Linked DNA regions of Homo sapiens: regions 1 and 2 are each linked to region 3. A link is an interaction called in ENCODE POLR2A ChIA-PET data of the cell type or tissue named here. Cell type or tissue: HepG2. All regions are shown on one strand.

The links. Peaks named below come from ENCODE experiments on the same cell type or tissue, not always from the same donor. Only the 100,000 strongest peaks of a DNase experiment are listed, where the experiment ranks them.
Region 1: POLR2A ChIA-PET joins it to region 3 with 21 read pairs; 9 of 35 experiments call an interaction of 5 or more read pairs at or near these places.
Region 2: POLR2A ChIA-PET joins it to region 3 with 10 read pairs; 4 of 35 experiments call an interaction of 5 or more read pairs at or near these places.

The regions. Positions count from the first base shown.
Region 1 is chr1:228,779,993-228,787,992 of GRCh38, reverse strand. No RefSeq gene overlaps it. Among named protein-coding and RNA genes, the nearest start is that of RHOU, 49 kb to the right of the region's middle. In HepG2, no CTCF peak of the experiment used is centred here; DNase peaks (open chromatin) are centred at 4,222, 4,602 and 4,952.
Region 2 is chr1:229,028,690-229,036,689 of GRCh38, reverse strand. No RefSeq gene overlaps it. Among named protein-coding and RNA genes, the nearest start is that of LINC02815, 120 kb to the left of the region's middle. RefSeq lists an enhancer at 4,614-4,908 and a silencer at 4,614-4,908. In HepG2, no CTCF peak of the experiment used is centred here; DNase peaks (open chromatin) are centred at 4,049 and 4,789.
Region 3 is chr1:228,835,299-228,843,298 of GRCh38, reverse strand. No RefSeq gene overlaps it. Among named protein-coding and RNA genes, the nearest start is that of RHOU, 100 kb to the right of the region's middle. In HepG2, no CTCF peak of the experiment used is centred here; DNase peaks (open chromatin) are centred at 898, 4,648, 5,158, 6,638 and 1 weaker place; H3K4me3 peaks cover 1,151 bases.

The DNA.
Region 1 (8,000 bases), 55 kb after region 3:
GATGGGTCTTGAGCTGGAGGTGATGAAGAGGGGAGAGCAAGGACAGATTCATTGTTCTCAATGCTGGTAGAGAAGGTAAGACCACAAATAAAACAGTAGCAACAGCGGACATTTCTGTGCTGTTGTACTTAGGATTGGAGAAATTTGAGCCTCTGTTGATGCTCCGAAAGAATGCTTCAAAGCTAGCACCAGGAATAGTTGGTAGGATTAGGGCTACAAGTGAGAACTTTGGTGCCTAAATCCAATTTCTTATTCATATCCCAGAATGAAAAAGAATACTAAGAGGAGAATGGGACTGAAGCAGGCAGATCATCTCTAAGAGGAAATAGGATGTACATTACAGTAAAACACATCCTACGTAAAAAGGAGACTGCATAATTCTCTGAAAAAGTTGGCAGTTGTCTAGATCTGGGTTCCCAAGGAGTGGGGCATGTCTACCCCAGATGGCAGCTGAGTGCCATGCCAGTTTCTCATGGCATGATCAAGAACTCGCTGACCCTACCCCATGCTTGCTAGAGTGCAACCTCCTGCCTGCTCCATCTGCAAGGGTGTTGATCTGACCAACATCCTTGGTCAGATTTTCCAATTACCATTTCAAAGGTAACTGTGAAAATCATTTCTTTCCTTAATACTGAATACCTTTTTTTCTCACTACCATTCCCCTCTCCCCCCTGGCCTTCGGGGCAAGTGTCTTTGTGGGGTGCCCTGAAAGAACAGAGCAGTTGAGCATGGTGTCTAAGAGCCTGGGACCTGCAGCTAGAAGGCTCCACTGTCTATTGTTGTGGGACCCCAAGCAAATCATTTTATTGCTCAGTGCCTGTTTCCTCAGGGAGTATAAATACTACCGGCAAGGCACTTAGAACACCGTCCAGGACTGGGGCTCATAGGAAGTCCTCTGTCTCTGTTAGGCTATCATTCTGCCTCTGACCTGGGGATCTGCAAATTTGATTCAGTCCCTGCCTGCCTTTCCAACTGACACCATGAACCCTGGTTAAAGTAGAAATCAGATACCAGTTTTCAACTCCAGTTTGATTTCCCAGTACAGACAGTTCCCCACTGAGATGCCAGTGGGTGAAATATAACCAGCTTCCTCCATAATTAGTTTCAGTTATTACACCATCTTTCTGGGTAATGAAATTATTCCTTGTCCTTATGGTTTTTACTGACAGCAATAAAAAATTATTTTCAGTCTTATTGCTAGAATTCTTTGGGTTCAGTCATAGGAATACAATTCCCTAGAATAATCAAATTAATTCATTATCTTAGTATTTTACATATTTTTTACTCTAGGGGATATGAGATTGTTGCTATTTGACTATTTCTGACTGACAAAATGAGTATTTCATATGATTCAACCTAATATTTTCAACCACTGATGGAATTTCTATTTATGCAGGTGGGGTGGGGAAAATGAATTGTTTGCTGTCTAAGATAACAATAGAATTCCTTTTAGAGAGGGAACTATTTTTTCTTTGGGGAAATACGTCAATGGACATTTTGTTTTTGCAGAAGATTAGAGATGAGAGAAGACTAAAAGGAGCAAAATCGCTCTGCTCGATCTGAAGATCTCAGGAGTTCTTGTTTTGCTTTTGTGATGGGGAGAGTGAGATAGGGAGGCCTTGTTAAGCTTCACCTAAATCTACCTCCCAACATATTTTAGGTTTGGCCTAAAGGTTTCTCTGTACATATGAACTGCAACCAAACTGGATATGTAAATGAACTGTAGCCTACTCTTATGCCAATCCCTGAGTTTTGGTCAATCAAAGGCAACCAACTGTTCAAACCAGGATCAAATAAGGCGAACACCAGGCTGTAACCAATCCGGCTGTTCCTATACCTCACTTCTGTTTTCTGTACATCACTTTCCGTTTTCTGTCTATGAATAATCTTTGATCACAGGGCAGTGCCAGGGCCTCTGTGAACTCCTCCTGGTTCAGCAGCTGCCCAACTTGTGAATCGTTCTTTGCTCAGTTAAACTCTGTTAAATTTGTCTAAGGTTATTATTATATCAGCCTAGGCTGCGAGAAAGTGTAGGCCCTGGTGCTAAGGAGGAGGCTGAACAGTGATGCGTGGTGTGGCTACATCATGGCAGAGACGCTTGACGGGGAAGCCTCAGAGCAGCCACATCCCCCACACACTCAGCTCCAAGTTGTGCTCTCCATCTCCACACCCACCCAGCTTTCCTTACTGGCTTAGTAGCATTTCAGGGACGTCAGTACCAGAGTACTGTCTACACTGCAGCTGAGAGAAAGGGCCCTCTTATGGGATGGGACAGGACAGGACAGAAGGGGCACGAGAAGCAGAGGTTCACACTCAAATGCAAGCCTTCCTTGGGGCTGCTCAGAAATAATGCACGACCTGGCAGGCGTTGGCCATCCTGAAACTTCACACATGCAGTTCTAGGAGTTTGGGAGATTGGGCAACATCTGGAATTGTTCACTCTGAGAACGCAAATCATCTGCACCCTTGAAGCTTACTGTCTACATTAACGTGACTTTGCTCTTACATGAAACACTTGTCCAGGAAAATAAAAGCTGCAAATAACTTTGTTTGTTTCAGGAACTTTCTGGAAGAATTCATTCAAATGATCATTAAACGATGAGACTTTTCAATAGATAGCATCAGTGACTATTTATACCTCAAGGTTCTTTGAATCCCTTGCCTCAAAACCCTCACATTACCGCATCCACCAATCCTCATACTATAAACCCCTCCCCTGCTGCACTGAACAGCCTCTAAAACCCAACCCCAAAGCCTCATAAGTACCCCGACTTGGATGCCCCATCTGAGATGCTGCTATTCAGACTATCAGGGCAGGGCTCTCCCAGACCACAGTAAGCAATGAATAACTTCAGCTTATTGACAGGTTGTAGGAGGGTATTTTTAGGGAGCTGGATTTTGCTTGGAATAGGTAGGCCAGGTGCTGGGGATACGAAGGCGAACAAAACTGAACCCCTGACTTCACAAAGCTGATGTTGTGATGCAGCAGACACATTAAACAACTCATCACAAGTAGTTCAATAATTATTTAAGCACGACTATGGTACATGCTACAAAAAAAACTACAGAGCCCCAGGGGAGTGCAGCCTTGACTGGTGTGGTGGGAAGCAGGGGCTTGGGAAGGAGCAACAGGGGTGCCTGCAAGGGAGGCAGAGGAGGTTACAACACAGACCTGTACAGACTACATCGCTCATTTCCATGGTGCAGCAGGGGAGGGCCTTAGGCTTATTAAAAGGGAGCCTGAGTTTGTAAAGTGGGAGAAACACTGCCCTAGCCCACAGGGAAGGGAATGCAAAATATGAGCTGTGCACCAGAGTGCCTCAGATGGGAGGTTGGTGCATGACCAAGGAAGGCCTGGGGAACAGGGTTGATGCCGACGCCGCAGGACTCAGCAGAAGTGAGCCACTGAGTGCTTACCTGGTTGGGGGATACATGGCTGAAGGGGGATTCTGGAGCTAAGTGAAAATTCATATGGGCCTAGGCTTGGGAGGAGGAATCTTGGAGGGAATGTAGAACAATTGCCATATGGTGCCCTGGGAGGAGATGGAAGGTGAGGGCAAGGGAGGGTGTGGTTTTAAGTGGCCTTAAGTCATTCCTGAATTCCAGAGTCTAGAAGATCATAAAGGTAGAGGCTGGTGCCCCGGGGTATGAGAGATTACAACCAGTTTCGTCACAGAATGCAAGAATTGGCCTCGAAAATTCAGGGACAGCTGGTCAATAGAACTGGGCCACTAGGTCTAGATTGACTTGGATACAGCAAGGGAGAAAACCCTACCTTAAATGTGGGGTTCATTCATGGAATAGTAGGGATGAGGCAGGAAAAGCATGCCAGAACTGGAGGGAGGAGAGATAGCCACAACTTTCTGTGGACCATTGGGTTGGGGCAGGTGAGGAGCATGTTAAAAGCCATGTGTTAGCAAGGGTTATCTGGCACAGGAGGCAGCTCTGCTCTTCCCCAGGCTAAAACAAATCACATCTTCAGCAGGATGGGTTGCAAGAGGACTGTGACAGGCAGGGAGACACTCCATGAAAGGCTGAATCCCTGGGGTCTCCCGATGGTACAGAAGGTGTGAAGTAGAGGAGGGGTTACTGAGGCCACATGTGGAGCCTGGGTTCCTAGGAAAGTGAAGATATTGATGACACAGCAGGAAGCCTGGGGGAAGCGGGCTTGGGGAGGTTACAACATCCTCAGCTTGGAATGTGCTGAGTGTGAGGTGGTGGAGGATGTAAAGTCCAAGCAGAGATGGACCATAATGAGGCCCAGAGATGTATCTGCTTCTCCAGTGGACCAGATGCTGACGGAGCCCCAGGACTGGCTGGCTTGCTCCTTGGTTCCCGCAATACCCAGCACCCGGTCTGTGTGCAGTGGCCTCGGTCAGTGTCTAATGTGGCTGCATCGAGCGTCCAAAAGTGGCTGCAGAGGTAATCATGGCGATCTAGTACCACCCACCACATTAGATGCTTGTGTGCATCTCCCCGTCGTTGGGAAGTAATAAGCACTTACTATCAAGCCCACTTATGGACAGGGAGCTAAGCAGTTTATCAGCTAGAAAGTAGCAGAATTGGACTTTGAACCCACTCCCTCTGATGCCAGAGGCTGCTCCTGGCTGTTGGCTTCCTGTGCTCTGTGGACACGGAGCAGAGAGACTGCAGGTTGTAAACCACTAAAAGAGTTGCACGAGAAAGGGAGGCAAGACCTCACCCACTCAATAGAGGCGGAAAACAAGACGCAGGAGGCCCTCACACACATCCCCTCCCCATTATGGGGTAAAAGGAGTGGGAAAAAGTATAATCCTTTCCCTTCTTCCTTCCCACCCTTTATCTGCAGGACAGAACTGAGCTACCACATCTCTTAGGAAATAGATCCTTAAGGGGCCCAGAACCTTGGAAGCAGTCACTGTGTTCTGAAGCTGGATGACTCACCTGGACTCTAACAACAGTCAAAAGTCCAGGGTGCTGAATGCCAACTCAGTGTTGAGCTCTGAAAGGAATCACAACACAGCATCATCCCTATGGAGGTGACCTTCCAACACCTCTCCTCTCCCCACACACCACACCCACACACACCCACACACACACCACACATACACATCACACACACACACACACACCACACAGTACACTCTACACACCACACACACATGCACCCACATGCACACAACACATACACATCACAAACACACACCCCACACAGCATACTCTACACACCACACACACATGCCGCACACACATCACAAACAACACACACACACCAGGCATCACACACACCTACACCACACCACACACATGCCCCACATGCTACATTGGCACATCATGCAAACATACACCACACTCCGTAAACATACTCCCACACACAGACACACACCACAAACACCACACACATGGACCACACACACTACACTACACACACAGACCACACACACACAAAGACCATACATACAGACCACACACACACCCGGACCATACACACAGACCACACACACACACTACACACAGACCACACACACACAGACCATGTACACACACAGACCATACACACAGACGACACACACACACACTGCACACACAGACCACATACACACAGACACACACTACACACACAGACCACATACACAGACTACACACACGCAGACCATACACACAGACCACACAGACCACATACACACAGACTACACACATGCAGACCATACACACAGACCACATACACACACACTATACACGGACCACACAGACCACATACACACAGACTACACACACTCAGACCATACACACAGACTACACACACACACACACACACTACACACACAGACCACACAGATCACACACAAACCACATACACACCGACTACACACACACAGACCATGCACACAGACCAGACACACAACCATACGCACAGACCATACAGACCACACAGACCACACATACACACACATGCACACAGACACACATCACACAGATCACACACACACACATAGAGACCACACACAGACACACAGACCATACAGACCACACATAAACACAGACACACACACACACACACACCACACACACAGACCATACACACAGACCACACACACACACACACAGACCACACAAACACACAAACCATACACACACACAGTCCACACACACATCGTACCACACACGTGCGCACACACACACACACAACCCTATGTAAAAGAATTCTGGGAGTAATTACAAAGCCTCCTTGTCCCTGGATGCTGTCTTCTATCTGAAACTTAAGCTCTGGCTCAGGATTTCTAATTAGACCAATGTTTTCCTCTACCGGGAGACACTGAGTCATTAGATAATTTTCTGATGATCTGCACGTACCTCTGAAACAGATGTCCCCTGCCACCATCAGCAGCACATAAACATTTAGATGTAGCTGAATTCCCCACAAGTAAGGAGATTAAGCAGGGTTAGGGTTTGGGATGTGTGAGCCATATCCTATCAGAACTAAAGATAAAGATAAAATGTATCTAAATCTCCCTTCCCCCTCTTCTGTGCTGCTTAAATCACTGCACAGAAGCACACTTAGAACTAAGCAGTGACTATCACCAGTGTTCTCGCTCTATTTCACCCGTCAAGTTAAGCACCTTCTTATCGCAGCTGAAGTGGTGGTACGAAGAGGCTGGATCTTACACAGCCTGCCCCTGGCGGGATACATCCCCAGGGAGTTGACATATTTAACGAGTAAAGCAGCTCATTTCATCAGATTAGTTTACACAGAAGAGAAAGGAGACTTCAGAAGCAGTAGGTAAAGAGACTTTTTGTTCTTTGTAATTTGACTCTGTAATTTGGTTATTATTTTTGTTTAATTCTACAAGCAGCCTGTGAGAGGAACTGACTCTGCATGGGGCCATCTTGTCAATGTTAACAACTCCCTTATTTATTTGCCTGGGAGAATCCTCCCATTTTGAAATATAGCATGAGATTCAGGGCTTATGTCTGCCGAGCTGCTGCCCAAGACCTTCCTCAGTTAAGGAGGCACTTGTCATGAGACCCCCCCCCGCCAGGGCAGGGTCCTGTACCATGAGATAGGGACACCAAGGCCCAGAATCAGGTCATCTACTATCCCCTTCTTCCCACCTTCCCTCCTCTTTCCAGGACATTCTGAGCTATGGACACCAGACATTCACAGTCCTGTCTCCTGTGTCGTTTTTTAACTATCTTACTCTGTCTTGATTCCTTTATGTGCATTTGACATGCCCATGCAACCATGTAAAAAGACTTGCTTCTGGTCAGTCTCAGTGGCTCATCCCTGTAAACCCAACACTTTGGGAGGCCGAGGCTCAAAGATCACTTGAGGCCAGGAGTTTGAGACCAGCCTGGGTAACATAGCAAGACCTCATTTCTATTTTTTAAAATGTAAATTAGTCAGGCATGGTGACACACACCTGTAGTCTTAGCTACTCAGGAGGATAGCTTGAGACCAGGAGTTTGAGACCCGTGAGGTATGATCATGCCATTGCACTTCAGTCTGAGTGACAGAGCAAGATCCTGTCTCTATTTTTTAAAGACTTGCTTCATTTCTGTTCATTTTCTATTCTTCATTATTCAATTTGTTTGGTTTTGTGTGCTTTTGGTTCCTACTTTTGTCTTACTCCTTAGGTGGGCCACCCAACATGGACCTTAGTCCCCTGGGGGCTCAGCACTTCCCTGGACACCAATCACGCCCTAATTGGACTCCACCCTGATTCTCTACCCATGGGGCTGGAGGGGGAGATCTTTTGAAACACCATAGGATGGACGAAGCCCTAGGTTTTTCTCCAGTGCTTGTGAAAATGCAGATTCTGGGGCCACACTCCAGACTTCCAGAATTAGGATCCCTTAGGAGTAGAGCCAAGGAATCTGCATTTTACAACCTCTCCAAGTGTGTCTTACACCTACTGAAGTTTGAGAACCACAAAATCTAGATTTTAGAGGGACCAACTTCTCCAATTTATGTCAGATAGGATTTGTGCTAAATGCTTCAGAAGCCCAGCGAAGCCTTGATT
Region 2 (8,000 bases), 190 kb before region 3:
AAAAGTCAATCAGATGGGCTCCACCTTTCCTGTCATTCCTCTTTTCAGTGCCCCATCTGCTGCCAAGTAGCAATTTGGGAGCTTTTGAAAATGAGTTTTAAATGGAAGAACTAATGGAAGAAAAAGTAGACAAGGAGAAGGGGTAAAGGAAAGAGGATACCCTTTCTAACAGGTAGCTACTCTTTCCTCTTCACCTGACCTTGTGAGACAGTGAGACCAAGGAGTTTCTGGGGTCACACTTGGGCATTGTGGCCTGAAAATCAGACAGACATGGAGTGGGTGTGTGAACCATTAAAACAAGTGAGAAAAAAAACTAAGCTGGCAGAGGACAGCTCCCAGTGCTGTGGGAACACACTTCCCAGATGAGGACTGGTCGCAATGACTACTCGCAGGACCTCAGTTTGTATCTTTCAGTCCCAGTCCCCCAGGGGAATCAGAGGAGGGAAGGAAACCTCCCTAAGATGTCTGTCTGGTCAAGGCTGCAAGGCCTTCCGGTTTGCAGTTATGAAACAAAGGCATTTAAAATGTTCTCTCCTCACTTTCTCTGAGAGCCAGGATCTCTTTCCTGGGACTATGGGAAAGAGGAGCTGCTCCAAGCCCAGAGGATGTGCACGATTACCAGATGGCAATGACAACTGGGAGATTTTTATTTGACTTGGTCCCACTTTCCCATTTCACAGGTGGGAGAGCAGGCTCAGAGAGTGAAGTGGTTTTTCCAATTTTGTAGAGTAAACGTCTGTTGAGATGAAGGCCAGACTGCTGATAGCAGGCCAGCCATGTATGCTGTCTGATTAGTGCATCTATCTTCCCCTCTACTCCTGTATCTTCCCATACACTAGCTCCAGTCAAATGAATTAGCTATGAGGTCAACAAACCCATGCTTTGCCTTCCTGCAGAGTGAACAAGGTAGGGGCACATCTCCATCAGAAAACAGGGCAAAACCTCCTGGTTTAATCAGGCTGACTTTGGTGCACAATCTCAAGTAAAGGGTGGAGTTGTTTCCTTTTCTTTGGTAGCTGATGTTGTCTTTGCAAAGAAATAAACCAAAAAAACCACAGGCAGAACTCCTGCTAGTATGTCAGTGCTTGCTTGACCGACCAACCGATTCATACACTGGTCTGGTTTGGCTATTTACATGTGTAAGGTCTTTCCCCACAGGATTGGTATACAGACAAGTGGGTTTGCAAATCCTAGCTCCTCCGTGTGTGATGGAAGGATTTGGAAATCCCAGTTGGGGTGTTCTGCTGTGAAAAATTTATCAAGGTAGGACTATGTCTAAACATTTAACTCTGAAAAAGGGGCCAGCAAACAGAAATACCATATGTGAATTTCCTGTTTGTTCCTTAGCTCAAGATTATTGGTGGTTTCATCCTTACTCCACAGTACACCCCTCCCATCACTTTTTCATGGTCATTTAAGTACAGAATTAGTCAAAACTGATTTAAAAATTATGACTCAGAGCACGGCGCCAGCTACCTGGGTGTGGGACAGGGTCCTGCACTTGGTTTAATGCTTGGATGTTGCTGTCTTGAAATTCTTAGTCGTTTTTGGACAAGTGCCTATATTTTCATCTACCACTGGGCTTTGCAAGTTATGAAGCTGGTCCTGTTGGCATATATGACTTCCAATTTCAGCTCAAACTTGTGTTGTGACTTTGGCCAAACTTTACTCTTTTTGAGACTCTGTTTCCTCATCTATACTCGCCACAAGGGCAGTGGCTGCAGTAGTTATTTACTACTAAATTCTCAGCCCTTACCATGTGCCTGACACAGGTAAGTGCTCAATAAATACTTGTAGAGTAAATGAATTAATGTCAAAGAAAACCTGCTGCTTAAAATTTGAGAAAGGATGCTGAATTACAGAAGTACATTTCTTAAGAGCTATAAAGAAAAACATATTGAATGGCCATTATGAAATAATGATGATGGCAATATCACTGATCATCTATTTCCTGATGGCTACTCTGGTAATTTACTAAACAGTGGATATGGAGAAAAGAAAACAGCCTTCAGTAGATACAGCCGGGACTGATGCCAGACATCTCATTGAATCTTATAAATTCTTCATCTTTACATAAGCGTGCATGGAAAAAGACTTCTCAAGCCATAAAGAAAGCTACAAAGAAAGCTCTGGATATTGCGTTTCAGGCCAAGGTCTAGTTCAAATGCAGTCTGGGAAAAGTCCCATTTGGAAAAGCTGTCTGCTTGCATAATTTTATTCCCCATTAGTACTTTGGTATCACTCAAAACACAGGCAGAACTAAAAGCTGGGCCTGGAAAGTAAGAGGACTTCTCATAAGGATGCCTCCAGGCAAAAGTGTGGGTTTGGACTGGATAAAAACTAAACATCAGCTCCAGCAAATCTGGGAGGCATTTGGTAAATGGCTGAATTGGACCCTGCCTCAAGACTTCTTGATTATTTTTTCTGCTCCCTTTCCTGCCCCAGGGTGTGTCTCAGAGACGGAATTCAGGGTGAGCTTTTCTCCTGAGCTGCTGGGGGATGTGGGCACAACCCCACCTGAGATGTGAGCATGGAGCTCTGGTTAAAGCATCCAAGCTTTTGAGATTCAGGGCTACAGTTAGAAGGGGAGGTCAGAGATCACAGTAGCTACTGGTTATTTCTCACTTACCAGGTGTCATAAGTTCTTCATGTATATCATGTTTAATCCTCAAGACCCCTAAAGGAGCTATTATTACACCTGTTTTAAAGGTGTGGAAAATGAGGCTCAGATAGGTTAAGTAAGTTGACTTAGTTGATGCATTTATTAGTGGTAGATCCAGGATTTGAACACAAATTGCTCAGGGTCTAAAGTAAGTGCTCATTCTCATCTACGACTTGTCTCTTTGATTTTGGGATTGGCTATGGCTTGCCAATGGAATGTGGGTGGGCATGATGCGGGCACTGGCTCTAAAAGTGCTTGCCATGAGAGCATGAGTAACCACTGCCCTTCAGGCTCAGCCCCAGCTGGGAGATGTGAACAGACTGGAGCTAGCTGTGAAGCTAGAGAATCTCTGAGCTGTGGGGTCGTTTGTTACACAACACCATTGCAGCAATAGCTGATTAACACAGCTTGTTTTTTCACTGGGAAAAGACAATCAAGATGATATACGTTTCAATTCAATAAATGTTTATTGATTACTCTATGCCAAGTACTGGGCTTGGTTCTAGGGAACACAATAATCAATGGATCAGACACATGCTTCCTTAGTCTCGTTTGCTGATTTATCCTTCCCTACCTGACTTTCAAATGTTATTGTGAAGGTTCCATTCTAGACCCTCATATGTCTCTATATTCTTCCCAAATAATCCCATCCATCTATGTCCATGCCTTCAATTCCAACCATATCTGTAGCTCTCTCTTTCTTTCTGAGCTCTAGATTGGCATAGCTAATCCAATTTTAACTGTCTGCTTTCCTTTGCCACTGGGCATCTACAGCCCCTTTCAAGCTCAACAATTCCCAGACTAAACTCATGCTCTTCCTCCCCCTAATTTGGGTCATCTCCTGTCGGTAACCACAGAGGAAGTCCTGTCCCCATTATCTGCTGTCAGGGTAACTCATACTTGTCCTTGGTAGGGCTTGCCAAGGTTAATTAATTAAATGCAATAGCTTAGATAGTTAATTGCTTGTCCTTCTCGTGAGAATGTAAACTCCTCCAGAGCATCCACAGATCTGTATGTGATTGCGGACCCTCACCTATGGAATAAGGTCCAAACTCTCACAGCTTTCAAAGCTCACTGAGATCTGGTCTCAACTTAACATCAAGCCTCCATTTCTCTGCTCAGGCAACTAACAACCTTCACCTACTATTGCTCTTTCCCTGGATAGGGAGACACGCACTTGTAGGAGGAAAATGACCTGTCACTGAAAATGCACCAAGAAGCTGGTGTACTTGGCCTCACCTGCTGGCTCTGAGGAGCTGCCCATTCTGAGTCCCTTCTTTAGGGACGGAGTACTGTGGTGCTCCTCTTTACCACACTGTCTCCCATTATCCCCAGCCCTTTCTCCTCTAGCCTGTCCCTCCCACTTTCCAAACTATCACTGTGCAACAAAGAAAGAGAAAAAGGAAATGAGGCAATTGAAATGGAATTGAATCCTGGAAATCTGCAATTGCAGAAGGAAAGGTGGGGCTTGTGCTCCAACCCCCTCATGTCAGAGTTCATGGCAATCTCCTGGGGCTGGTTTTCTACCTTTTATCCTTTTAAAATTTTAATGTACTGCAGATTCTAACCTTCTTATCCATTCCTGGAAATCCCCCCATTTTACTTCTTTTCCCAATGGGCCCATTTAAATCTTGGCTTTGCCATTAGCAATGTTTGAATCTGAACAGCTTTAAGGTAAAGTGATCCCTGAAATGGTTCAAGTTAACATTTTCTTTTGTTTCAAAATTTCTTGCTTATTTTTTCCGGTTAAGACCCCAGTCCAAACCCCACATTTCAGATAGCACATCTGAGCTGCAGCCTCAGAATAGTGAGCTCATGTGCTGTGTTTGTCTTGGCTCAGCCCGCCTGACCTAGGCAGGGACTTGGTGTGTATGTAGGGGAGTGGGGGAGTAGGGGGCTGGGTGGGGGTGGTAATGGCAATAGATTAGAGCCATAACGACAGCCCCGTCCTAGCCCAGGCCGGCCAGCCTCTGGGGGCTCCAGGACCTCCTTCAGGGAAGCCCAGCAACGCCTTGTTGGTCCCTTTTTGGCCCTGACTTGCACCTCTGTGGTCTTTGATATCGGCTTATGTTCTTTTTTCTTTTTTAGAGACAAGGTCTCATTGTCACCCAGGGTGGAGTGCAGTGGCACAATCATAGCTCACTGTGGCCTTGAACTCCTGAACCCAACAAACCCTCCCACTTCAGCCTCCGAAGTAGCTAGGACTACAGACCCACACCACCATGCCTGGATAATTATTATTTTTTGTAGAGACAGGGTCTCACTGTGTTACCCAGGCTGGTCTTGAACTCCTGGCCTCAAGTGATCCTTCTGCCTCAGCCCCCCAAAGCACTGGGATTACAGGCATGGACCTCTGCACACGGGCCTGGCTTATGTTCCTCTTCTGCTCAACCAGGACAATGGTGGTAGGTGGTTAGAGACAGTCTGAGCAGATGGGGAGGCAGATGAAGAATCTGATGCATCCCCGGAGGTCTTTCTGCCCATTCTGGTAGGCAGATGTCGTGGCCGTCCCCAGGGTCCAGCCCAGGCCTTAGCTCATAGCCCATTTAGTGCCTGCCAAGTACAGGTCTCCCAGATGTATAATAGAACCTGACTATCGCTAGCTAGCTGTCCTTTTCTGTGGAATCTGCCTTCCCACCCCAGTTAGAGTCTTCCCTGACATCCATAGACCTATCTACAGCCCTCTGCTGCTGTTGCTAAGGAACCCCCAGGGCCCCATGAAGGCCCTTCTTGACCCTTCCCACTAAAACCTCTGCCAGCTCCACAGTAGCAGGGGCCTCATTAGCCAATCTGAGAGTGAAGTGGCTTCGTTGTCTGGGGAAATACCCGAGGTTCGTTGTCTCGAGCCGACAAGATTAACGACATGGACACACACGCACGGAGTAGGTTTAAGGGGCGGAAACTTTAATAGACACAGAAAGAAGAGAGAGAGAGAGAGCTTCCTCAGGCAGAGGAAGGGGGTGCCCAAGAGGGTTTCTAAGTTTGGGGTGGGATGCAGTTGATTATATAGAGGGGCTTGAGGAGGCGGTGTTTGATTTACGTAGGTCCCAGGGGATTGGTTTGGCCAGGTATGTCATTTACACAGCCTTCGAAGAAACTGGCCCTCCCACCCTAATCTTTTATTATGCAAATGTGGCCTCAACCTGGTGGTGCCATGACACCTGCACAGGTGACAACAAGGAGAGGGAGGGGAAGTCACCATGTTGGAATGTACTTGGCTTCCAGGTACAGCTGCTGGCACTTACACATGTGACCTTCCAGCTTGCTTATCTATGCTTGCAGCTTGGCTTTTGGGCTGCTTTCTGTTAGAAAAGAAATGGTTTGGGGGCTGCTTTTTATTAAAAGGAAATTCCACTGAGAACTCTTTTACCCACACTAACTGCCTAAAACAATTTCTTAATAACTTCTATATCATTCATGCTGGTTCTATAGACTCAAGGTCTCAGGGCACAGAGAATTTGGGACCCCATGGTGCCCCAGCCTCTAGATGCCAGGTCCTGAGGGCAGTTAGGGATAACTGCATTTAGGCTGGGAACGTAATGCCATTCCTACTGCAGTTTGAAATTTGTGGGCTGGCATGGAAAGCCATTGCATGGGGCCTCTCACACAGCACTCAATAAACTCTAACAAACCTCATGATAACCTGTTTCTACATGTGGGACCATTTGTATCTTTCAAAGATCTTCCATGGAACTCTCTGGAAATACTAAAATAGAGATCTTTGTAAGGGCCACTGCACTTTAGTCTGGGCAACATAGCAAGATCCCATCTCAAATAATAATAATAATAATAATAATAGTAGAGGTCTTAGAATCTGAGAGTGGAATTCCAACCCTGGCTCTGTCATGGCACAGTGTGACTATATCACACACAGCTGCTCTGGGTCCTGCTTTTAAGATGTGTACAATGAGTGGCTTGCCTAGCGTTGCTGGTTTTCTAATAAACCCTGACCACACAGAGGTGCCTGGGGAGGAGGAAGGGAGGGAGAGCTCTGTGCTGTCCTTCCAGCTCCTACAGAAGAATCTGTCTTAGTCAGGCCTCCCCATAAGATTTCATTTGAAAGAAAGTTTTGCACTTAGAAAGTAAAGCTCAAAAGCCACAGGACTAGGAGAGAACCAAGACCTTCCCAGCTCTAACATTCTGGAACTGAGCGCCAGAGCCTGGCATGTGACAAGCTGGCATTGCATTCCCCTCAAAGATGTCACTTAGGAAAAAGCTGACTCACTCATAGGAGTTAAATGGATTCTTCTAAGGGAAGACAAGACCAGTAGCTAACTCATTACTGAGCAGGCTCAATAACACTGATTGTCAAAGGAGCACGTCTACTGGTCGCAAAGTGCCATATGGCTGATTGCGTCTAATAAAATGAGCTCATGTTGAATTGACAATCTGTATATGTCTCTGTTGTCCCCAAAAAGACAGCTGAAAATGATTGAGGGCTGCAAGTATTTGGTGACTGCACCATGGATACAGTAATTTAACTCAGCTGTCACTAAGCTTGTGCCAGATTTGGCCTAGCAGACATTTTTGTGTTGATGGGGCGTGTTTCTTGGTGTGTCTCACTACAGGTGATGGGGTCAGTCCCAGCTGAGGGGTCCACATGGACTCCCCAGCAGGGGCAGTGTATGGCTGTGAGAGCTGCTCACACATCTCTAAGTCCTCATCCATTCCTTCTGTTCCCACGCCCTGCCCATCTCCTCCCACCAGATACAGTGCCAGGTGGGGAAGGCAAGTGAGGACGGTGGGGAGGGGGGTGCAGTGGCAAAGGCCCCCCAACACAGTCTGCTTTGTGACTTGTGGCTGGAGGACTCCACCTAGCACCTTCCTTCTGAGCTGAGCTCCAGCCTGGGCCCCAGTTGCCCCGAGTCCTGGTTAGAGTTCAGAGCTGCAGCTCAGGGTGGTAGCTGCAAGCCCCATGCGGCTACTGAGCACTCTAAATGTGGCAATTCCAAACTGACACTGAATTTCAAGCCCTTGGTACTAGAAAAAGAGACTATAAAAATCTTACAAATTTTATACGATTACATGTTGGAATGATAATGATTTTTATATACAAAGTATATTGCTAAAGTTAATTTCACCTGTTTCTTTTTATTATTATTACTTCTTAGTTAGCCACTAGAAAATGTAAGATGACGTGTGTGGCTCACATTATAATTCTGTTGGGCGCCACTGATCTAGAAAGAATTCGATTTGTAAAGGGGCCCAGATGGACCATTTCAGGGGATTCGGCAAGTGTTTGCCGAGCACCTTCTGTGTGCAGCTCATCTGCCGCACAGATGGCTGTCTGAGCTGCTGGGGGAGGTGGGAGGTGGGGTCGGAGCAGGGAGCTGCCCCA
Region 3 (8,000 bases):
ATTTTTTTGTATTTTTAGTAGAGACGGGGTTTCACCATATTAGCCAGGATGGTCTCGATCTTCTGACCTTGTGATCTGCCCATCTCGGCCTCCCAAAGTGCTGGGATTACAGGCGTGAGCCACCGCGCCCAGCCAAGTAGGAGAAATTTCTAAAGGCAGGAAAGGAAATTCATGGAGTTCAGATAAGAGTGAGGAACATGGAGAAAGAGTAGGAGTAGAAAGGGTGAGAAGTGGCATAGGCAGTGAGGAAGACAGGAAACTCTGCCAGGCTGCAGACAGGCTGGCTGTGTTCAAATGTGGGGTTTGCAGTGGAGCTAACCCAACACCTACAGGACCAAATAGGACACACTGTGCCTTCCTCTCCCCAAAGAGGAAGCATATAGGGGTTTGGAGTGGGTTATTCCTCTGTCCCCCAGCCATGATGTACAGGAAGAGATAGGAATAAGATTATGATTTATGATTTGCAGTTATCATGAGCATGAAACTGTGTAGGATCTCAATTGAGATGCCTGGGAAATAACACCAATCATGTATGAAGTGCCAGATGCAGTACAAATAACCTTTCAACAACGTCTTGGGATAAATCTTATTATACCCATTTCCAAATTTAAAAACCAAGATTGGACTTGATTATGATTCCATATTTGTTCAGACAGCGGCAGCTCCCATACTGGACACACATTTCTCCCTTATTAAAGCTCAGGTTCCTTTACCATCACCCCTATAGAGAGGGACCTGCCCAGGGTCCCAGGAGCAGGGAAGGGGAGCCCAGCAGGGAACATAGCCTTTTGTCTTCCAGAGTCGGTGAACAGGCTGGCATCAGCCCCTCAGGCTGAGCTCATGAGATTCTGGATAGCAGCTTTGTTGATGACTCACCCACCTCACAGTGATAACGTCACAGTCTTGCTGAATAATGCAGCACAGAGCAGGGGTCAGGGCTGTCGCCAGGGTCCCTGCCAGAGCCCCAGGACACAGTTGGGAGCTTCACGGTTAGCCAAGAAAAATGGGTCAGCCCTCTTTGCTCATCCTTCCTCCCTCCTCCTGCTGGAATGGGGCATTGTTTCTCCTTTCTCTGTCACTGTCTTCAGCCAGTGCTTAGAGTATCAGACAGAGTGGGCCTAACCACAGGCCACAGGCTGAGAGCTGTCTGCAGAGACTACAGTGTTTGGCCAAAGGGGGCTTTCCAGCAGGGCTGTGTGAAAACCCAGACCTCTTATTAAGGAAAGATTTGGGGTGGGAAGAATAAGCTGGAAATGTGTTCATCTCTTATCCAATAAGTATTCATTGAGTGCCTACTGTAGGCTGGGATTCCAGGGGGTCAGTGACACAAAGAAATTGAGACCATCTGCTGTGGAATCTCGTGTTTCATTCACTCTTGCGGCCCTACAAGTGAAATGGTATCTGACACATGTAGGCACTCGGTAGGTCTCTATTGAATAAATGAATGACAGGCTTGGTTCCAACTTTTATGAAGCTCACAGTCTATGGAAGGCAAACATATAATCACACAATTAATTCACTCTAATGGTGATAGAATTATGAAGTGCAGGATGAGTTGCGATTATTTTGAAAAGCTTTAAAAGTTTTTTGCTTGAGTGATGTTTCTTTTGAGAGTCTTCTCAGTTTTGATATGAGACAAAAATCTTAAAAGTTAGCATAAGTCTTGGGTGGAATTGCAGCTATAGACAGACAATTCAGCATGCTATACTCTAATGTGAGGATAAATGCCTTTCAGTTTCTGTGAGAGAAAGAAAAAATAAACTCAGTTTCTCCTACTATTCTCTCATAACACAGGGTACTTCTGTGACCTCTGTCACCAATGTATGGGTATGTCCCCCCACCACGCAAGCAAGCAATTCTACAGATTTTCCAGTAGACACTAGCTGGACGTCCTTGAATTCAATTCATTTCTGTCACTACCTGCCTGAAGATAGCATCTGATCCCACGGGTTGAGGGCTCAGTCCCACAAGACCTCCACCACTTCTGATGCCAATCACAAGCCCCAGGTTATTTTACTTGTGGTTTCTGACTGGTTATAAATCTGGGTTCCTAAGACCCTGTCCTTGGGTTTAATTAATTTGCTAGAGCAGCTCACAGAACTCAGAGAGTCACGTAGCTGTGTTTACTGGTGTATTATAAAGGATATTATGTAGGATACAGATGAAGAGAGGCACAGGGCGAGGCATGTGGAAGGCGCTCAGACCTTCATGTCCTCTCCTTGTGTGCGAGTCTCTAGAAACCTCCATGAGTTCAGCTGCCTGGAAGTTCCCTGAACCCTGTACTTTGGGGTTTTATAGAGGCTTCATTATGTAGGCATGATTGATTAAATCATTGGCCATTGATGTTCAGCTCAACCTTCAGCCCCTCTTCCCTCCCCTGAGGTTAGGGGTGGGGGTGAAAGTTCCAACTTTATAATCACATGGTTGGTTCCCCTGGCCACCAACTCCCATCCCGAGGCTATCTAGGAGCCCAGCCAGAGTTGCCCGATTAGAACAAAAGATGCTACTAGCACTCCTATCTCTCAAGAAACTCCAAGGATTTTAAGAGCTCTGTGTCAGGAACTGAGGGCAGAGACCAATATGTGTACAGTCATATGCTAAATAATGGCATTTTAGCCAAGGATGGGCCATACATATGATGGTGATCTCAAAAGATTACAATGAATCTGAAAAATACCTATCCCTTAGCGATGCATGCCATGGTTGTCATAATGTCATAGTGCAATTACTTTATTTTTTAATAAATTTAGTGTAGCTAAAATAAATTTAGTGTACAGTAATGTAACATCCCAGGCCTTTCCATTCATTCACCGCTCACTCACTGGCTCACTCAGGGCAACTTCCAGTCCCACAGGCTCCATTCACGGTAACTACCCTAGACCGTGTACCTTTTTTCATCTTTTTTTTAATTTTTTTTTTTTTCAGACAGAGTCTCGCTCTGTGGCCCAGGCTGGAGTGCAGTGGTGCAGTGGCACAATCTCGGCTCACTGCAACCTCCACCTCCCAGGTTCAAATGATTCTCCTGCCTCAGCCTCCCGACTAGCTGGGATTACAGACACACACCACCACACCCAGCTAATTTTTCTACTTTTAGTAGAGATGGGGTTGCACCATGTTGGCCAGGCTGGTCTCAAACTGCTGACCACAAGTGATCCGCCCACCTTGGCCTCCCAAGTGCTGGGATTACAGGCGTGAGCCACCACGCCCAGCCCCATTTTTCATCTTTTCTAACCACATTTTTATGGTACCTTTTCTGTGTTTAGATATGTTTAGATTCACAAATACCACTGTGTTACGATTGCCTACAGTATTTGGTACAGGAGCAATAGGTTATCCCATATAGTATAGGTATGTAGTAGGTTATACCGTCTAGGTTTGTGTAAGTACTCTCTATGACGTTCAAACAACAATGAAATCACCTGATGCATTTCTCAGACTGCATCCCCATCATTAAGCAATGCGTGACTGTACTTCTTATTATTCCACAGTGGCAAAAATAAAGCAGAGCAAAACAAAACAGTGCGTGTGTGTGTGTGTGTGTGTATGCAAGTGTGTGCATCCAAGCCTCTGTGTCTGCACAGAGTAAGGGTCCGTGGCCCTCATCAATAGCATCTCATGGGCTTTGGATCAGGCATTTGTCATTTGTAATATGTCCCCTTCCATTCTAGTTCTTGCTCGGTAAACCAGTTCAAAAACGCTCATTTCTGCCTCATTCTTCATTCTCTAGCCCCATGCCTCTCCAGGATGGTCAGAGGCCACCTTAGATGGCCCCGGCCTGCCCTGTACTTAGCTTCCCTTCCTCTCACCCCATAAGCCCTCTGTGAAGAGCAGGCTCTCTCCCTCCGCTCCACTGCCCCAGCGTCTTAGCTGAGTTCATGACCATTTTCAAAAATAAACAACAAATATAGTGGGCTGTGGGGGAGACAACGCACTTTGGAGCAAGAGGATCATGAGTCATGGTTTGGCTATTTCTCTGAATTCTAGTCTTGATCAAGTTACTGAAGCTCCCTGTGCCTCACTTTTTTCATCTGTAAACTGGGACTGATGGTATGTATTATCTACCTGACGTGGTTGTTGAGGAGATAAGAGCAAATGGGAGCAGGCATACAAAAGCCCAGGAGTGACGGCAGATTGTGCTAGAGGGCTGGGACACAGCCACATGTCCCACAGGGCCCTGACCACAGCAGGGAATATAGACCCATGACCAGCCCCACACCCCAGAAGAAAGTCAGATGAAAACTGAGATCACTTATTTTCTAAGGTCCTTCTTTCCTTGGGGAGTGTCTATTTGCATGGCCAGTGTAAGAGTGAATGGATTCAAACAGGATAATGGGAACAACTGCGGAAGCTTGGTCCAAACAACTTGAGTTGACCTCCTTAAGTGTAGCCTCCTGTGGTGACAGCGCACAGGAAATGAGGGGAATTGTTGCCTCTTTGTCCAGTTAGAGCTGAGTTACAGCTCAGAGAACCCTTTAGAACCTTGGATGAAAGGAGCTAGACTTCTTTCTGCCCACGATTCTAGAACACCAACCCTGTGGACACACCTTTTTTAAAACCACCAAACAAAACCACATGGAGTGTTTATAACCAAGGAATAATGGCTCGGACCTCCCTTCCCTCAGATAGCAGGAGCTTCTTACGTAAGGGGCACTCGATTGTGTTCACAGAGCCAACAGCATGAGTCACTGACCCCTGAGGTCATTCTGGCTCTTTTCAAAGCAAACAGAGTCCTGTTTTATAGATACAGGTAAGAAGTGAAAGAAAAAAGAAAAAGACAAAAGTTAAGAATCTGAAGGCACCCAGTGAGCAGTGGGGACAAGCACCTTCTCTGTTCATTGCTGGAATCCTGGTCACCCTCGCAGAGGCAGCACATTAATGGTTCAAGGCCTTTGCACCAGTGTGTGATGTAATCGCCACAGCTCAGCAGATTGCTGAAGGAACCACCCAGCTGCTTCTTACAAGTACATACATATCCATGGTGAAAATGTTCTCTGTGCTTGTTCCCTGGGCACAATTCACAACAGAATTTAGAACTGTACTCAACATGCCTCCCTGCACTAAATATATGTCATTGCTAACGTGTGGCTCTGTCACAGAAGCCTCCGAGCTATTCAGAAACTCTCAGGAGGTCAGAAGGGCTACCTTTGTCCAGAGCTCTGGTTAAAGATTAACAGGCTGGAGTCTTTGGGCCTGGCAGGGCCTAATGTAGTCTGCTGTCACCTCTCCGGGGTGAAGGAGCTGTGCGGGGCAGGCCCAGTGCCCACCGGATGACAAGAACAAAAGCCACCACACCCAGAGGCAGGATCTAGCATCTTGACCCCAGCTCTCCCTGAACTTCTCGGGGCCTCTGTTTCCTCAGTTGTGACATAGTGGGGTTGGACCTGACTCCCAGGGTACATGACAGAGGAGGTTTGCAAGGGAGCTGGGCTGGGGTTTGGCCTGCTGCTGGGGCCCTGAGCCCTGACTGCCCCATGGAAGCACAGCAGTGCAGCCCACTTCTGCGTCTGTTGGGGCCTCCAGCTTTCCTCTTCAGGGTTGCTGAGGAAGTTCTGGCAAGTTCCATCCACAGGAAGGTGTGCTGGGGAGGGATAGCAAATGGCAGACGCAAACACTAAGCCACAGGAAGCTCCCCATGGGACCACCAGGTGAAAACTGAGCTTGGCCTTGCTCAGGGGAGCAACCTGACATGGGTTTTTTTTGTTTTTTTGGGGTTTTTTTTGAGACAGTCTTGCTCTGTCGCCCAGACTGGAGTGCAATGGCATGATCTTGGCTCACTGCAACCTCTGCCTCCTGGGTTCAAGCGATTCTCCTGCCTCAGCCTCCTGAGTAGCTGGGATTACAGGAGTGTGCCACAACTCCCCGCTAATTTTTGTATTTTTAGTAGGGACGGGATTTCACATGTTGCCCAGGCTGGTCTCAAATACCTGACCTCGTGATCCACCCACCTTGGACTTCCAAAGTGCTGAGTTTACAGGCATGAGCCACCACGCCCGGCCACCTGACATGGTTTTTATGTTCTGTGAGAAGTTTTGTTGTTTTCTTCTTTTTAACGAGAAGATTTATGAGAATTCCTGCATCTTAACATCTATCCTGACACCGAGATAGAAGGCATTCTGAAACTACACATAATCCAGAAATGTGAACTTCCACCTCGTACCCAGAGGCCTCGCCCAACATCAGGTGCTCTCAGGCTCCAGATCCATTTTCAGTCAGGAAAAGAAATGAAAATACAAAACCAAGCAATTGAGTGAGCCATCTCTTAAGGACTGAATTATCAGGCATCTATAATGCTCTTTACCCTTTTTTCTTTCCCAGTCAGCGATGCTGCTTACACTACACATAAGATAAATGCAGCCTGGAAATGCAGCCTTCCCATTTTTGTTCCAAGCAGGTGGAAGCTTCTCCCTGCTGCTGTGTGGTCCTGACACACATACCCCAGTTAAAAACAAATAAAAACAGAAATGGCCCCACCATCACTAAATAAAACACCATGTATCTCCTTTGGTCCAATCACCCCATCTCACGTGGCTGAGTGACGCTGGCAGAGCATGGACCCCTGGATGCTGGGTAACTGCAGCAGAGATTCTCTCCCTCTGTAAACAGGCTGCAACCCGAGGAATGAATGTGTGCCTTCTTCTAGGGCTGCTCCTACCCTTTGCTTGCACAGCCTCTCTCTGTGCTCTGGTTCATTACAATGCTGAAGTCACTCTGCTTATCAGGGACCTTTGAGCTGCAGAGCACTGGCAGAGGCTGTGAGGAGGGATAAAAGAAACAGAGGACTGTATTTCTGGCCCTGAGGAGTCTACCTTCTAAGGAAGAAGCAGGTAAAGTGCATATAAAAGATAATATGTTACTACATACATAAAGAAATGCAAACTCCTCTGCTGTGAACGATACTCTCAAGCCCTGGGGGCTATGGGATTAGTGAACATCGTCAACCAGGTAACTCAGGGAAAGCTTAGCCGGGTGGTGAATCCATCATTGATCCCACTAGCACAGATAGTCAGGTGCAGACATTCCAGTCAGTAAAGGCTTGCCCTCCAGTGTGCATGCTAGTGCAGGCATCCCAGGGTAGGAAACTGTAGGCAGGCTTGTTGCAGCAGTGTGGGAAAGAAACAGGGGTGAGCCACGCGGAAGGACTTACCCATGCAGAACATCAGCGCCCATTCACACATCTGTCCCTTTAACAAATGTGTATTGCCTGTTCTGACACTGACATGAGCATTCATTCATGCTGACAAATCTGGCTAATTATGATAGGCAATCAGCAACCAAGCAATGATACAGTCAGAGTAGCATTGGAAGAAGAGATTTTTGAGATGACATGAGGAAAGGCTTAGAGGATAAGAGAGGCTGGAAATGAAAACTCAGAAAATAACAAGACTTGAGTGGGTTTTATTTAGAAAAAATATTAATGACACAAAACTTACAGAATTTTGGCCTCATTGTTTTGTGGTCTTTTTAATCAGCTTAACATGTTAGAAATAGACACATAACATGCTACAAGAAAATAGAGAGGACCCGGGCTTGGTGGCAGGAGCCTATAGTCCCAGCTACTTGGGAGGCTGAGGTGGGGGATCGCTTGAGCCCAGGAGTTCAAGGCTGTAGTGTGAGATGATCATGCCTCTGAGCAGCCACTATACTTCAGCCTGGGCAACATAGTAAGACCCCATCTCTTAAAAGAAAAAAACAGAGCGTGAGGTAGGTATTCACTAATATTAGTTTATGAAAGGCATAATTTTTTCCAGCAAATTCAGTAAAACCTGGAGACCATAACCTGGGATATTACCCAAAATGGTCATAGATCCCGCACGCTGTCCAACCACCTACCAACTCCACCCTACAGTCTTCATAACAAGTGATATGGTTTGGATGTTTTGTCCTCTCCAAATCTCATGCGAAATGTGACCTCTAATGTTAAAGGTGGGCCTAGTGGGAGGTGTTTAGGTCATGGAAGTAGACCCCTCATTACTGTCTTGGTGCTATCCTCATAGTACTTA